Regions from separate parts of the Homo sapiens genome. Here regions 1 and 3 are each linked to region 2. A link is an interaction called in ENCODE POLR2A ChIA-PET data of the cell type or tissue named here. Cell type or tissue: MCF 10A. All regions are shown on one strand. Region 1 overlaps LPCAT2 (lysophosphatidylcholine acyltransferase 2). Region 2 has its middle 6.9 kb from the start of MMP2. Region 3 holds the start of CAPNS2 (calpain small subunit 2).

Region 1 (5,000 bases), 90 kb before region 2:
ATATTCTAGATATTAATCCCTTATCAGATATATAATTTGTAAATATTTTCTTTCATTCTGTAGGTTACCTTTCCACTCTGTTGTTAGTGTCCTTTGATGCACAAAAGTTTAAAATTTGTATGTGGTCATATTTATCTATTTTTCTTTGGCTGCCTGTGCTTTTGGCGTAATATTCAAGAAATCATTGAGAAATCCAGTGTCATGAAGCTTTTCCTCTGTTTTCACTGAAGAGTTTTATAGTTTCAGCTCTTATGTTTAGATCTTTGATCCATTTTGAGTTAACTTTTGTATATGTGTAAGTTAAGGGTCCAACTTCATTCTTTTGCATGTGGATATATAATTTTCCCAGCACTATTTGTTGAAAAGACCGTCCTTTCCCCATTGAATGGTTTTGGCATTCTTGCTGAAAATCATATGACCATATACACAAGGGTTTCTTCTGGGATCTCTATTCTATTCCATTGGCTTATATGTCTTTCTTGAAACCAGTGCTGCACTGTTTTGATTACTGTAGGTTTGAAGTAAGGTTTGAAATGAGGAAATGTCAGGCTTTCAACTTTGCTATTCTTTTTCAAGATTGTTTTGGCTATTCAGTGTCCCTTGAAATTCCCTATGAATTTTAGGATTGATTGTTCTATTTTTGTAAAGAAACATTGGGACTTTGAAAAGGATTGCTTTAAATCTGTAGATCACTGTGGGAAGTACTGACTCTTAATATTGTCTTCTAATCCATAAACATGGAATATCTTTCCATTTATTTGTCTCTTCTTCAATTTCTTTCAGCAGTGCTTTGTAGTTTTCAGTGTACAAGTCTTTAGCTTCCTTCTTGAAGTCTATTCCTAAGTATTTTAATTTTTTCTATGCCATTGTAATGGAATTGTTTTCTTAGTTTCCTTTTCAGAATTGTTCATTGTTGGTGTATAAAATGCAACTGATTTTTGTGTGTTGATTCATATCCTGTAACATTGCTAAGTCCCTTAATTAGTTCTGTGTTTTGTATGTGTGAGGGGTAATCTTTAGGGTTTTCTACAAATAAGATCATATCATTTGTTAACAGAGATAATTTTACTTCTTCCTTTCTATTTCATATGCCTCTTATTTCTTTTTCTTGCCTAACTGTTCTCGCGATGATTTCCAATACCATGTTAGTAGAAGCATGAGAGTGGGCATCCTAGTCTTATTCCTGATCTTAGAGGAAAAGCTTTCAGTCTTTTCATCACTGAACACAATGTTAGCTATCAACTTTTCATATATGGTGTTTATTATGTTGGGGCACTTTCCTTCTAGTTTGTTGTGTGATTTTATCAGGGAAGAGTACTGAATTTTGTCAAATGCATTTTCTGCATCTGTTAAGATGATCATGTGATTTTTCCCCTTCATTCTGAGAATATGCTGTGTTACATTAATTGATTTTCATATATTGAACCATCTTGCATTCCAGGAATAAATCCCACTTGATCATGGTGTATAATACTTTTAGTGTGCTGTTGAATTGTGTTTGCTAGTATTTTGTTGATTTTTGCATCCATGTTCATATGGCATATTGGTCTGTAGTTTTCTTCTCTCCAAGTGTTTTTATCTGACTTTGGCCTCATGGAATGAATCAGAAAGTATTCCCTCTTCTTTAATTATTTGGAAGAGTTTGAAAAGAACTGGTGTTAGTACTTCTTTCAATGTTTGGTGGAATTTTCCAGTGAAGCCAACTGGTCCTGGGCTTTTCTTTGTTGGGAGGTTTTTGGTTACTGATTCAATATCTTTGCTAGTTATAGGTCTATTCATATGTTTTACTTCTTCATGATTCAGTCTTGGTAGGTTGTGTAGGAATTTGACAATTTCATCTAGCTTATGCAATCTGTTGGCATACAGTTGTTCGTAGTACTCACTCATCATCCTTTTTATTTCTGTAAAATTGGTAGCAATGTCTTCTCTTTCATTTCTGGTTTTATGTGTCTAGCTTTTTCCCCCCTCAACAGTATATTTTTGAGATTTGATTTTATATTTTTAATAAGCATCTTCAGAAGTCAGTCTGTAACAGGTAGCCTGGATAATACTTTGAGAAATCCTACCTTTAATACTAGTTATAGTCAGAGTACAGGTCCTCCAGAGGTTATTGGAAGTTCTACTGGGGAACTTGGGGAAAAGTAGCTAGGACTTAATGATTAAGTCATTATATTACTTAGCATTTGGGGGTCTCAATTTCGAATCTACAAAATGATAATAATAATATCGCCCTTGCTTACTTCAAATGATTCAATCTGATTTATTATGTATCAGGACTTGGGCTCAGTACTTAGGTTACAAAGGTGAATAAAGCAGGATGGCTGTGCTCAAAAATCAAGTAGAACTACAGGAAACTGGTATAATTATAATATGAAGTCTGTGTTCACATTTCTACTATCAATACTAATCTATTATATTTGTATATATATGTTTTAGTATTTAGGTTTCATTGAATTCCTCTGAAAGATACAAATGTATTTTAGATAAGGTAAGAAAAATTCAGAAAAGTTAAGCTAGTTATCCAAGGTCACGCAGCTAGTACACTGTCCTATGATATCAAACAAGTATAGGCACACAAAAAGGGATCAATGAATTCTACTGAGGCAAAGGAAAGGAGAACATTTACCTATAGAAGAGATCATGTGTAGGCCTGACTACAGGCTGAGTCTCAGAGTTCTCCAAATAGATAAGGGATATAAAAGGACAGTCTAGCAAAAACACAGAAGAGCTAAAGGATATGAGGTATTCAAGAGATGGTGAATAGTACAATGAGATGAGACTCTATTGCTAGGAGTGATGAGAGATAAAGGGAGATCAATAAAATGGAATCAGATTGGAAGGGGGTTTGAACTGCTATGTGGCAGAGTCTCTCTCACAAGTAATTGTAGAAACTACTGACAGCTCAAATGTAAAGTCAAAAGGAGATTAGATGTGAAATTACTTTGGAAATTATGTAATTCTAGAACTGAATAATGATTATTCTAGCTATTATTAGGGAGAGAATAGTAGCCAAGGGACATCGCTCTGTCTAGGACATGAGAGCAATGTCCTGTCTTCTGCCACACTGAGTGGTTTGTGTAAAACTTTCCAACAACTGATTTTATTTCTCATAGGCACAATGAAATGGCCTCTGTGAACACCAAAAACCAAATGTCTTCTTTAACTACTCAGCAAAAGTATCACAAAAGAACTCTCTTCCTTTTAGGGAATCACAAGGGGCCATCTGGCTTTAGACAGATTTAAACCCATTCATATAAGCTTCTCTCAGAGAAAATTACATGAACTTTGTTTTTATAATATTGCAAATTAACTTGATAATATCGACTGTCATATAAAATGTGCCTCCTTGTGCCCATCTGAAGTGTTTTTTTGCTGTGGTTTAAATCCAATTCTTCTCATTTATTTTCCGTGAAGATGGAGGGCATTTGGCTAACAGTTTCTCATAAGCCATCATAGAATAAAAGACTATTATTAGATTAACAAGCTTTTTCTCCTCTGGATGATTTAATCCCCTATGGCTATTTATTAGAACATTAATAGCAACCTTAATTGCTGTCTGTGGGAACTCTACCATCCATATCTGCAAAAAAAAAAAAAAAGTATAGGAGGGGAAGAAGCCACATCTGATGGATAATTTAGTCCCAATTTGGGGAACAAAGTTATTAGACTTAAAAAGTACACAATGAGACACAATGTTATTAAAAACATTATTCAAAATAGTCCAAAAATGGAAACAACCTAAATGTTTACCAACTGGCAAATGGATAAGCAAAATACGATATATCCACATAAAAGAATACAATTTGGCAATAAAATGATGACTGATACATGCTACAAGATAGATAAACCTTAAAACATTATGCTAAGTGAAAGAAGCCAGACACAAAAGACATACATTATAGGATTCCATTTATATAAAATGTCCAGAAAAGGCAAATCTATACAGATAGAAAGTTGATTGGTGCTTGCCTAGGGCTAGGGGATAAGTAGGTGACAGGAACTAACAGTTAATGACATAAAAAATCATACTGGGGTGATGGGAATGTTCTAAAACTGCTTGAAAGTTGATGACTGCACAACTTGGTAAATTTACAAAAAAAAAATTATTGAATTGTATACTTGGGTGAATTAGGATATGTAAAATATGCCTCAAGAGAATTATTTTTTAAAAATAGTGACAGTTTGTAGTAAAAAAGAATACCAAACTAGGAATTCTAGTCTCAGTCCTGCAATTAACCAGCTGTGTGGCCTTGGGCATGTAACTTCCTCTCTTGAGCTGGCAATCTTCTGCAAAATGAAGAAGATGGGCAATTTGATACCCAAAGGTCTGTTTAGCTCTACAATTCTGTGAATCTAGATTTGTGACAGCAACATCATTCTTGTATTTAGTTTCCTTCTGGTGCCTATACCTTTTTATGCTATATGTTAATTTAATTTAATCTTTCTTTATCTGGGTCTGGTTCTACAACTTTTAAAGACATGCTCACTTACCCTTATTCCCACTTTGACATATTGTGTGGTGACTGCAACCTATTAAGTATGTTGCTTTCCAAACAGAATTCCAAGGGGAACTGAACCTCGTCTAGAATAACACAGAAGGACTCACAACTCCCACTTTAGATGAAGCCTTTCTGTCAAGTGGGGCCTTCATCTAACTGCAATATGATCTGGACCAGACCTTCCTAATTTGTTGATAAGAATGTCATGTTGGATGAAATCAAAAGCCTTTCTAGAGTCCATACAGATGAAATCTATTTGGTTTTCCTTATCATCTTGGACTGTCACTCTGTCATAGAGGGAATTTAAATTGGTCTGACACAATTTTCTTTTTACAAAGCCTTGTTCTTTACTTCCTTGTGCTCTTGGAGGAGGCCACTAATTACTCCCTTGCTCTAGTTTAAAAAGTTACATTTTAATTTTACAGTCTCCTTTCTGTTTCCTCTGTGCATCTCCCAAGTATACTTGCATTGAGAAGCCAAAAGTAAAGCATATAATTCTCA
Region 2 (5,000 bases):
TTACTAGTTAATTGTTTTGAAGTGCCACAAATGTCAGGCCTCCAAGCCCAAGCTAAGCCATCATATCCCCTGTGACCTGCACGTATACATCCAGATGGCCTGTTCCTGCCTTAACTGATGACATTCCACCACAAAAGAAGTGAAAATGGCCAGTCCCTGCCTTAACTGATGACATTACCTTGTGGAATTCCTTCTCCTGGCTCATCCTGGCTCAAAAGCTCCCCTGCTGAGCACCTTGTGACCCCCCACCCCTGCCCGCCAGAGAACAACTCCCCTTTGACTGTAATTTTCCTTTACCTACCCAAATCCTATAAAACGGCCCCACCCCTATCTCCCTTCGCTGACTCTCCTTTTGGACTCAACCCGCCTGCACCCAGGTGAAATAAACAGCCTTGTTGCTCACAGAAAGCCTGTTTGGTGGTCTCTTCAGATGGACGTGAGTGAAAACAAACTGTGCCCATATACAAGGGTGAACTAAATCACCCTTGTAAATGTGTGTGTTCTGACTGCTTTACCAACTGACTGGCCATTCCTCATTTCTCTCCCTTTCTGTGGGCCTCCCTAGACCCTACAATCAACAATATCAAAATGAGGCCAGTTAATAACTCTACAATGGCCTCTAAGTGTTCAGGTGAAAGGGATGGTTGCACATTTCTCACTTTACGTCAAAAGCTAGAAATGTCTAAGCTTAGTGAGAAAGGCATGTCAAAAGCCCAGAGAGACCAAAAACTAGGCCTCTTGCACCAGGTAGCCAAGTTGTGAATGCAAAGGAAAGCTCTTAAAGAAAATTCAAAGTGCTATCCCAGTAAACACACAAATTATAAGAAGGTGAAACAGCCTTATTGTTGATACTGACAAAGTTTGAGTGGTCTGGAGAGAAGAACAAAACAGCCATAACATTCCCTTAAGATAAAGCTTAGTCCAGAGCAAGGCTCTAACTCTCTTCAACTCTATGAAGGCTGAGAGAGGTGAGGAAGCTGCAGAAGAAAAGTTTAAGCTAGCAGAGGTTGGTTCATGAGGTTTAAGAAGAGAAGCCGTCTCCATAAGATAAAAGTGCAAGGTAAGCAGTAAGTGCTGATGGAGAAGCTGCGGCAAGTTATCCAGAAGGTCTAGCTAGGACCATTGATGAAGGTGGCTACACTAAACAACAGATTTTCAGTGTAGATGAAACAGCCTTCTACTGAAAGAAGATCCCATCTAGGACTTTTATATCTAGAGATGAGAAGTCAATGCCTGATTCAAAGGACAGGCTGACTCTCTTGTCAGGGGTTAATGCAGCTAGTGGCTTTAAGTTGAAGCCAATGCTTGCCCGCTAATTCAAAAATATTGGGCCCTTACGAAAATTTCTTTCAAACTACTACTGCTTATTGAGAAGGCACCTGGCCACCCAAGAGCTCTGATTGAGATGTATGAGATTCATGTTTTCATGCCTGCTAACACAACATCCATTCTGCAGCCCATGGATCGAGGAGTAATTCTGACTTTCAAGTCTTATTATTTAAGAAATTTATTTCATAAGGCTATAGCTGTCATACATAGTGATTCCTCTGATGGATCTGGGCAAAGTAAATTGAAAATCTTGTGAAAAGGATTAACCGTTTCAGATGCCCTTAAAAACATTCATGATTTCATCGGAGGAGGTCAAAATATCAACATTAGCAGGAGTTTGGAAGAAGTCATTTGCAACTCTCATGGATGACTTTCAGAGGTTCAAGACTTCAGTGGAGGAAGTAACTGCAGATGTGACAGAAATAACAAGAGAATTAGAATTAGAAGTGGAGCCTAAAGATGTGACTGAATTGCTATAATCTCATGATCAAACTTGAATGGATAAGGAGCTGCTTATGGATGAGCAAAGAAAGTGGTTTCTCGAGACAAAAACCTACTCTTGGTGAAGATGCTGTGAACATTGTTGAAATGACAACAAAGGATTTAGAATATTCCATAAACTTAGTTGATAAAGGAGTGGTGGCAGGGTTTGGGAGGATTTACTTGAATTTTAAAAGAAGTTCTAGTGTAGATAAAATGCTATCAAACAGCATTGCATGCTGCAGAGAAATCTTTTGTGAAAAGAACGGTCAATCAATGCAGCAAACTTTATTGTTGTCTTATTTTAGGCAATTGCCACAGCCACCCCAGCCTTCAGCAGCCACCACCCTGATCAGTTAGCAGCCATTAACAATGAGGCAACACTCTTTGCCAGCAAAAAGACTATGACTCACTGAAGGCTCAGATGATGGTGCTCTTTTTTTTTTTTTTTTTTTTTTTTTTTTTTTTTTTTTTTTACCAATCAAGTGTTTTTAAATTAGAGTATGTACTTTTTTTTAAACATAATGCTATTACACACTTAATAGACTATAATGTAATGTAAACATAACTGGTTTTTTTATAATCAGGGTCTTACTGTGTCACCAAGGCTGGAGTGCAGTGATACAATCATGGCTCACTGCAGCTTCTACCTCCTGGGCTCAAGTGATACTCCCACATCCGCCTCCCGAGTAGCTGGGACCACAGGTATGCACTACCATGCCCAGCTAATTTTTTTGATTTTTTTTGTGGAGACAGGGTCTCACTATGTTGCCCAGGCTGGTCTCAAATTCCTGGGCTTAAGCAATGTTCCCCCCTCAGCTTTCCAAATTGCTGGGATTACAAGTGTGAGCCACTATGCCCTGCCCATAACTTTTATATGTATTGGGAAACCAAAAACTGTGTGTCACTTGCTTTATTGCAATATTTGCTTCATGGTGGCTGCCTGGAATTGAACTTGCAACCTCTAGGAGTTATGCCTCTATTTGGGATGCACCTACACTTTCACCTGTAAATGAAGTTGGTCTGACCTAAGCGTGGAGCTACCTTTAAGGTTAGATAGAGGCTTCCCGAGGTTGAAGCTTCACCAATGGGAACAGAGCCAAAAAATCAGTGGAAACCCTGGACCCAGCCCTGCCTGTAGCCAGAAGTATCCTTCACTTTTTAGTTTGTGAGCCAATAAATCTCCTCCTCTCAACTTTGAGTTTTGTTTTGTTTTTTGCTTAAAGCTGCCTGGGTTGAGTTTCTGTCACTTGCAACCTGAAAGTCTTGACTGAAACAGTGAAAGACTTTAGCTGAGAAACCTCTTAGCCGAGAAACCTCCCATCTTAAAGATAAGAAACTGCAAAGCTTCTCATCTTTAAGGTCTCAGCTCCAGTGCTGCCTCCTCAGTGAAGCCTTGCTTGACTAGTCATCCCCTAAAATGAGTCACCTCTGTGTTATTTCATTTCTGGAAGCTACTGCTGTCTTGAAACAATCTTGTAACTTTTATTTCTGACTTCTTTATTGACTTCTGAACTAGAATGTCAGTTGTGTTTCCAGTACTTAGAACGGGGTTTTGCACATAGTAGGTACTCAATAAATATCTGTTGAACAAATAAATGGTTGAAGAAATGAATGATTCTTCCATACATATGAGCAGATGGAAGGGCAGGCTCAGTAAACAGAGTTAGGGCTGGTGGGGTGGTCCCCAGGGTAGAAGGAAAGGCCAGAAAGAGCATGAAGGCTACAGAGACCCTCTACCCGAGGTCCCTGCCCTCCTTGGTTTTGTCACAGGTCCCAGGTACATCTGAGAAGCATTCAAGGGCCCAAAAGTGGGCTGGAACACACAGCCCTTAAGGAGCAGAGGCAGGGCGTTCCCCAGGGCCAAGACATCCCAGAAGATTTAGGTTCTCTGCTGGGCTCCTCAACACCAGGCTCATGGATTCCAAGCTCCAGAGGCTCAGAAGTCCTGGTTACTGTTCTTAAAACCCTTTGCCAACTTTGACTTACTCTTAAATAAAACCACAACTCCTTGCCACAGCCTGCAGAACCCTCCACACCCTGCTGTGACCTCTCTGCAGCAATCGGGATCCCAGGAGGGAGCAGATGGCCCTCCCGGATAAGGATAATTCGAGGAGAGCTTACTGATGATGGATTAATTCCAAAGCACAGGGGTAGGGTATAAGGGAAGCCAAGGGGTGGCACGCAGGGACCTGGGCCAGAAGCACCAGGCCCAGAGGGCTGACCAGAGGGAGCAGTTCCTGGAACCCAAAAGGAGGGAAAATTGCACACAGCAGAGGCCATGAATGAAGCAGCCAGCCCCAGGCAACCTCCCAGGAGGAATCCGGAAATAAACACACTGACTTTATTCTCCTCTCTCCTTCTGATCTTTTGCCAGGCTTCCCATTGGCAGAACCCAGTCCATCCCAGGGAGCACAGGAGCTGGGCAATGCAGTCTGAGGGTGGGAGGTGCAGAGCCACCTGGGGAGGCAAAGAGGAGGGCCCAGCTCTGGCTTCTATCTTTGCATTCTTTCCCTTGATCTTTCAGCTTGGGCCACACTAGCCTTCTCTCTATTCCTGAAAGATAGCAACCCTGTGGTGAGGGCCATAAAGGTGGCTGCTCGGGTCTTCTTTTAAGAAAGAACTTGCAGACCGGGCTCAGTCGCTCTCGCCTGTAATCCCAACACTTTGAGAGGCCGAGGCATGTGGATCACTTGAGGTGAGGAGTTCGAGACCAGCCTAACCAACATGGTGAAACCCTATCTCCATTAAAAATTAGCCAGGAGTGGTGGTGCATGCCTGTAGTCCCAGCTACTCAGGAGGCTGAGGTGGGAGGATTGCTTGAACCCCGGAGGTGGAGGTTGCAGTGAGCCAAGATTGCGCCACTGAACTCCACCCTGGGAGACAGAACAAGATCCTGTCTCAAAAAAAAAAAAAGAAAAGAAAAGAAAAAGAAAGAACTTGCCATTCAGCAGCAGAATGCAGTGAAATGACAGCCTCAGCCTTTAAGCCTAAGCCATCCTCCTTTCAGTCAAGCCCCAGCTAATGGTTAAGCACGGCAGGGGGCTAGAGCCTGGTGTATCTGCCTAAATGTGGGACTCTATCCTTTCTCCAGAGCTCCCCATTGGGTGGGTTGATACTTTTCAGAGCTGTGTGGAGGTCTGAGATTCTCTCTTTTCAAATATGCTTCATTCCCCCTTTTTTTTCTTAGT
Region 3 (5,000 bases), 96 kb before region 2:
TCATGTGGAATTAGATACTCTTTATAACTTTTTATGTTTAGTAAAATTTAAGGATATGGTTTTGAATACATTTTGCAATGATAAACTCCCAAGAAGAGGGACTATTTTTCCTTCTGATGTTATAACTGAAATATATCATCCCTGTAAATGAGAGATAATCAGTGTTGTCAAAATAATTTTAAAACGTTTACATAAAACAGAATTTACTTGGCAGCAACCAACAGAAAAAAGTCTTCACATCGTCAGAGATACTCTATAAATCCAAAGGAGTATTATTATTAAAATACAGTAAATTCTGAGCTGTACAGAAGAGTACAGGAAGAAGTATTCGATTTAACTGAATATTCTAAGAGCATATTTCTACCCATATACATAATTGAATCAGTTTCTAGGAATAAAATTGTTTTAATATACTTAAATATTTTTAAAAAGCAATTCTGAAGGTTCTTCAAGATCAGTAGGCACATTAGATATCCATACTTTGTAAGTGCCTCCACAAATATTTTTTAAGTCCCCACTATACGGGTAGTTGTTTAATACTACTGATAAGATTTTTTTAAATAATTGTTTTTTCAAGACAGGGTCTCCCTATGTCACTCAGGCTGGACCCCCCGGGCTCAAGCGATCCTCCGCCTCAGCCTCCCAAGTAGCAGGGACTACAGGTGTGCGCCAACTTGCTTGGCTAGTTGTGGGGATTTTTTAAATTTTTTTGTTGAAACGGGGTTTTGCCATGTTGCCCAGGCTAGTCTTGAACTACTGGGCTCAAAGCAATCAGCCCACCTCAGCCTCCCAAAGTGCTAAGATTACAGGCATGAGCCACCATGCCTAGCCAGTACTGATAAGATTTCTGACTGGGGTAGCTAGATAAACCAACTTTTAAAAACACATGCACCGCTACCCAAAAATATTTTTAAAGTGACCTTTAAGATCACATAAAAATTTTGAATGTTTCTGGTAGTTTGCTGTTCATAGTTACAGAGCACATGATTCTTTTTCCTTTTTTATAGGTTATAAAATTTAGTGGATTATATCAAGATAAAGTTACTTTTCAAAATCACATGGGATCTTTTGAAATTTAAAAATGTAGATGTATAATTTCACATATTTTTATCACTGAGTATGATTTTCAATTTACATTGATTAAATTACTTAATGTCAGAAATTTAAGAATAATGGCATGGAGTTATATGAATTATATAAATCTTAGGCTATAAATAGTCTTGCATATAGAGCAGGCAAATTTTTAAAAAGGTGTCAAGTTAAATATTGCTTCTAACATTAAAAATGTGCCTTTAAAACATCAAATATTGAATGAAAACTAAGAAATTCAATCACTTGCTAGGCTATTGGTTCTACACAATGCTAAATATTTGGTTACTTGGAAAAAGTCCAGATTTTTTAGTTCTAGTATCCACTCTGATGTCTGAGGTTACTTATACAAATTCAGAAGAGAAAAGGAGAGAAACTTAGGTAATTTCAGGGTGTTTTTCCATGAGCATGCTGGAAGAGAATTGTAAAAGTAGGTAATCCCTCAACTTGAGAAGCAAGGGCAATAATACCACTCCTAGTGTGAGATGATTGTTTTAACTTTTATGAAACATTTACAATAAAGTGAGGAACAAAAATGTGGTTACATTGTTCTTTCCACAACCATCCTATGGAAAGGTTAAATTATAAACCTAATATTCTGAGAATTTAAAAGATGTCTGGCAGCTTTCCCCTTTCTTGGCTACTTTACTACATCCATGCCTAACATATTCCTGGACTTATTCTAAAATAGAGAGATTGTTATTAATGTGTGGTTGCTGGCAGCAGCCTCCTTCTTATGTAACCACACCTGGTCTAAGTAGCACACCAGACCAAGGTTAAATTACAAGTCCCTTGAGGAAAGTGGATGTGATCTCTGTGCTTGGCTCAGTTCAGAATTATATGTGTGTGGTGTTTCATAAATATTGTATGATGGTGATGATGGTGAACACAAAGGTCAAAAGCCAACCTCTCCACATTTCACTGGGGATTTCTAACAGGAAGCTGAGGGATGTTAACAGGCTAGTTACATCATTTCCATAGTTACAACTTTCTTCTAAATGAGTCCAAAGAGGAAGGAAGAATTTATCTGCAAACTCGGGATGACCCTCCAAAGTAGCCTGGGATAGAGACAATGCATTAAAAATCAGAGAAGCAGAATGGGTAGAGACCAATTAAATAGCAGACAGAGGAACCAAGCACTTGCAAATGTAGCCTCTCTAGCTGTGTCTACTGGCACCGGAATCCTGGATTCTGTTTGCTCTGCTATATTAGCCTATTATCAAAATTATAAAGCCAAACCAAGGTCTGTACGCAAGAAAGGCACAACTACCCCAGCTTTTGGGTGGCATTTTCTTGGTATTTCTATCTTCCTTCTCCTGAATGCTGGCAACACTGACTCTCCTGCATGGCCTTAGTTTTGGCTGAGACAGGCTTGAAAAATACTGTGAGGTGGCCCTACTTCAAAGCAATCAAGGCTGTCAACCTTGGCTGATCATTAGAATCACTTGGGGAGCTTTAAACATATTCATCTCTGGGCCCCACCTCTAAAAAGTCTTATTTAACATATTTGGAGACTCAAGTATTAGTATTCCTAAAGAGCTCTCCCAGTGATTCCAAATTGCAGCCAGGGCTGAGAATAATTGCAATAGTCAGCAATATGTGTTCTCTATATTGGTTTACATTCCATTTAACTGATTACTGTTCATGTGTTTTTCTTTTTTTGTTTTTCTTTGTTTGCTGCTTATTTCCTGCCTGTAGTTTTCAAAGATGAACAAAAGAATTTTCCTTGCTCTAAGGCAGGACAAGACACGACAAGAGCTGGCTAACGTCAACAGGGCATGCCTGATTTTGTATGAAGTACGTGTAAGAGCAAACATTTTGATTCATTAAGGCAGCTAGAGACATTTTTGAACTATGAGCATATTGTTTTATTCCTCAATGTCTTTGACTCTCTTTACAAATGTATCAAAACAAAATTGCTAGTGCTTTTTTTTACTAAAGAAACAGAATTAAAGAACTTTAGAATTTTAGATAGTAGCTCCATCATTTAAAAAAATGCTACCCTTATATAAAACTGCTTAATTTCATTGTCTGAACCTGTTTCTTTATGGTTAAATAAGTTTCCTAAAAAGCACTTTTCATTTTTTTACATAATGGGAAAACCAGGTATAAAATTACAAGAAAAACAGATTTTGAACCTCTCTCCTCAACTTTTTAAAATGGAAAATGTATCTCCTGAGGGCTTTCTTGATTTATTCTAGGATTAAAAAAATTCATTCTTAACAACAATAACAACAATAATAAAGTTCCTACTCCTTGGAATTTATTCACTAAATAAGCAACACCTTTTAAAATCTACTCCATTAGAACTCTACCCCACAACCTCCCCACCATATATATGCAAGTCCATATAAATCCAAATCTCAAAAAGCTGATATACAAACCACTCAGAACATTTTTCGTGAAATATCTGTTTTAATTCAGCAGTAAAAGGCAGCACATGATCAGAAATATGTAGGGTTGTGAAAGAGCTTGCCAGGAAATGAGAGCTGTTGCACAGGGTATCAGCAACTGTGTACAGCTTGGCAAGGTTTTCAGTCCTGTCCTCCAGGGAGGATCTTGACTTCTCAGTTCCCACTTCAGGAATACATGGTCAACTGCAGCCATTCTTTGATAGACACTTGAATCAGGCCATCTCTATCTCTATCCAGAGACTTGAAGGCACGAAACATGGCATCCAGGCGGACCAAGCAGCTGATGAAATTGTTAAAATCCATATCTCCATCTTCATTAGCATACCGGCGGACAATCATTTGGTAAAGTTGTTCATTTAGCTGGAAGCCTGCGGCCTGCAGAGCTCCCCGCAGCTGAGAACTTCCCAGAGACCCAGAATGGTCCCTGTCATACTGCTTATAAACACACTGCCATTTCTTGATGTTGTTCCACAGATACTTAAATTCTTCAAAGCCCAGCTTACCAGTCGTGTCACTGTCCATGACAGACACAATGCTCCGGCAGGTGTCAAGACTAAAACCGTCAGTCTTAAGATCTTTGTGCTTAGAAAGGACTTTGTTGAGAATATTCATCAGATCAGTGGCACCCACCTCCATGTCTGGTCCAGCCAGCTGTGTAAATTGTTGCCGAAATCGCCTAACTTCCTCACTTTCTGAGGCCTCCACACTGGTGAAATGCTGCTGAGTGGGAGGCGGTTCTGGAGTATACTGAGCTGCTGCAGCCTCACTGATAAAATTCACAATTCCTCCAACTATCCCTCCAATATTTCTTCCTCCTCCTTCTCTTCTCTGACCACCTCCTCCAAAGAGGCCTCCAAGAGCTTCTCCAAGACCTCGATCTGCTCCTTCCAATAGAGCCTTTGCAAGAAACATGCTTTCAGTTTAACAAGCAAATGCGGCAGCAATCTTAGAGATGGTATGAAAAAAGATGAAATGGAGTTCAAGTAGTTTACATGTGGAAGAACTGGCTTTTCTTTACCTGCTTACACTGCACCACGCCCCATGATGTGATGTTTCACATCCTACTGAAGATACCTGAGTTCCATGAGGTCCTAGCACCTGCCATATTTTACAAGGCCTCAATAAAATTGTTTTCACTCTTCCAGATACTTATAAATTATAGTATGTAGGACACCTTAGGATAATAGTTTTAAAGAAAAAATATTAAAGTATGCATTTTTATGTCATTGATTTCTTAGTCCTCTGTCTCAGCACCTAAAAAATGATGTGCATTTTCCTAACAGGAAAAAGGTAAATGATGCAAGGAAATCAAAAATTTATTCTCTAAGAAATATTTATTGTTAGAATAGAATTGAAGAAATCTTGGGCATTGGAAGAATATTTAATCCTCTTCCTTTAGCAAAGATTCTCAAAATCCAGTAGTCTTAAGAAAAATTTAGAAGGGAGATTTTTAAAATGCAAGGTCCTGAATTTCCACTCCCAGAGATTCTGATTCCA

Evidence for each region. Peaks named below come from ENCODE experiments on the same cell type or tissue, not always from the same donor. Only the 100,000 strongest peaks of a DNase experiment are listed, where the experiment ranks them.
Region 1: POLR2A ChIA-PET joins it to region 2 with 6 read pairs; 3 of 35 experiments call an interaction of 5 or more read pairs at or near these places.
Region 3: POLR2A ChIA-PET joins it to region 2 with 5 read pairs; 3 of 35 experiments call an interaction of 5 or more read pairs at or near these places.

The regions. Positions count from the first base shown.
Region 1 is chr16:55,559,970-55,564,969 of GRCh38, reverse strand. The region is part of intron 11 of LPCAT2 (lysophosphatidylcholine acyltransferase 2); the gene reads right to left. Among named protein-coding and RNA genes, the nearest start is that of CAPNS2, 4.2 kb to the left of the region's middle. In MCF 10A, no CTCF peak of the experiment used is centred here; no DNase peak of the experiment used is centred here.
Region 2 is chr16:55,469,846-55,474,845 of GRCh38, reverse strand. No RefSeq gene overlaps it. Among named protein-coding and RNA genes, the nearest start is that of MMP2, 6.9 kb to the left of the region's middle. RefSeq lists enhancers at 1-418, 3,303-4,193, 4,194-5,000. In MCF 10A, no CTCF peak of the experiment used is centred here; DNase peaks (open chromatin) are centred at 2,185, 3,195 and 4,055.
Region 3 is chr16:55,566,172-55,571,171 of GRCh38, reverse strand. The region is part of intron 11 of LPCAT2 (lysophosphatidylcholine acyltransferase 2); the gene reads right to left. CAPNS2 (calpain small subunit 2) reads right to left here and starts at 4,488. Exons shown (of 1, transcript NM_032330.3): 1 at 3,485-4,488. The coding sequence starts at 4,415. The coding sequence ends at 3,669. In MCF 10A, no CTCF peak of the experiment used is centred here; DNase peaks (open chromatin) are centred at 2,841 and 3,581.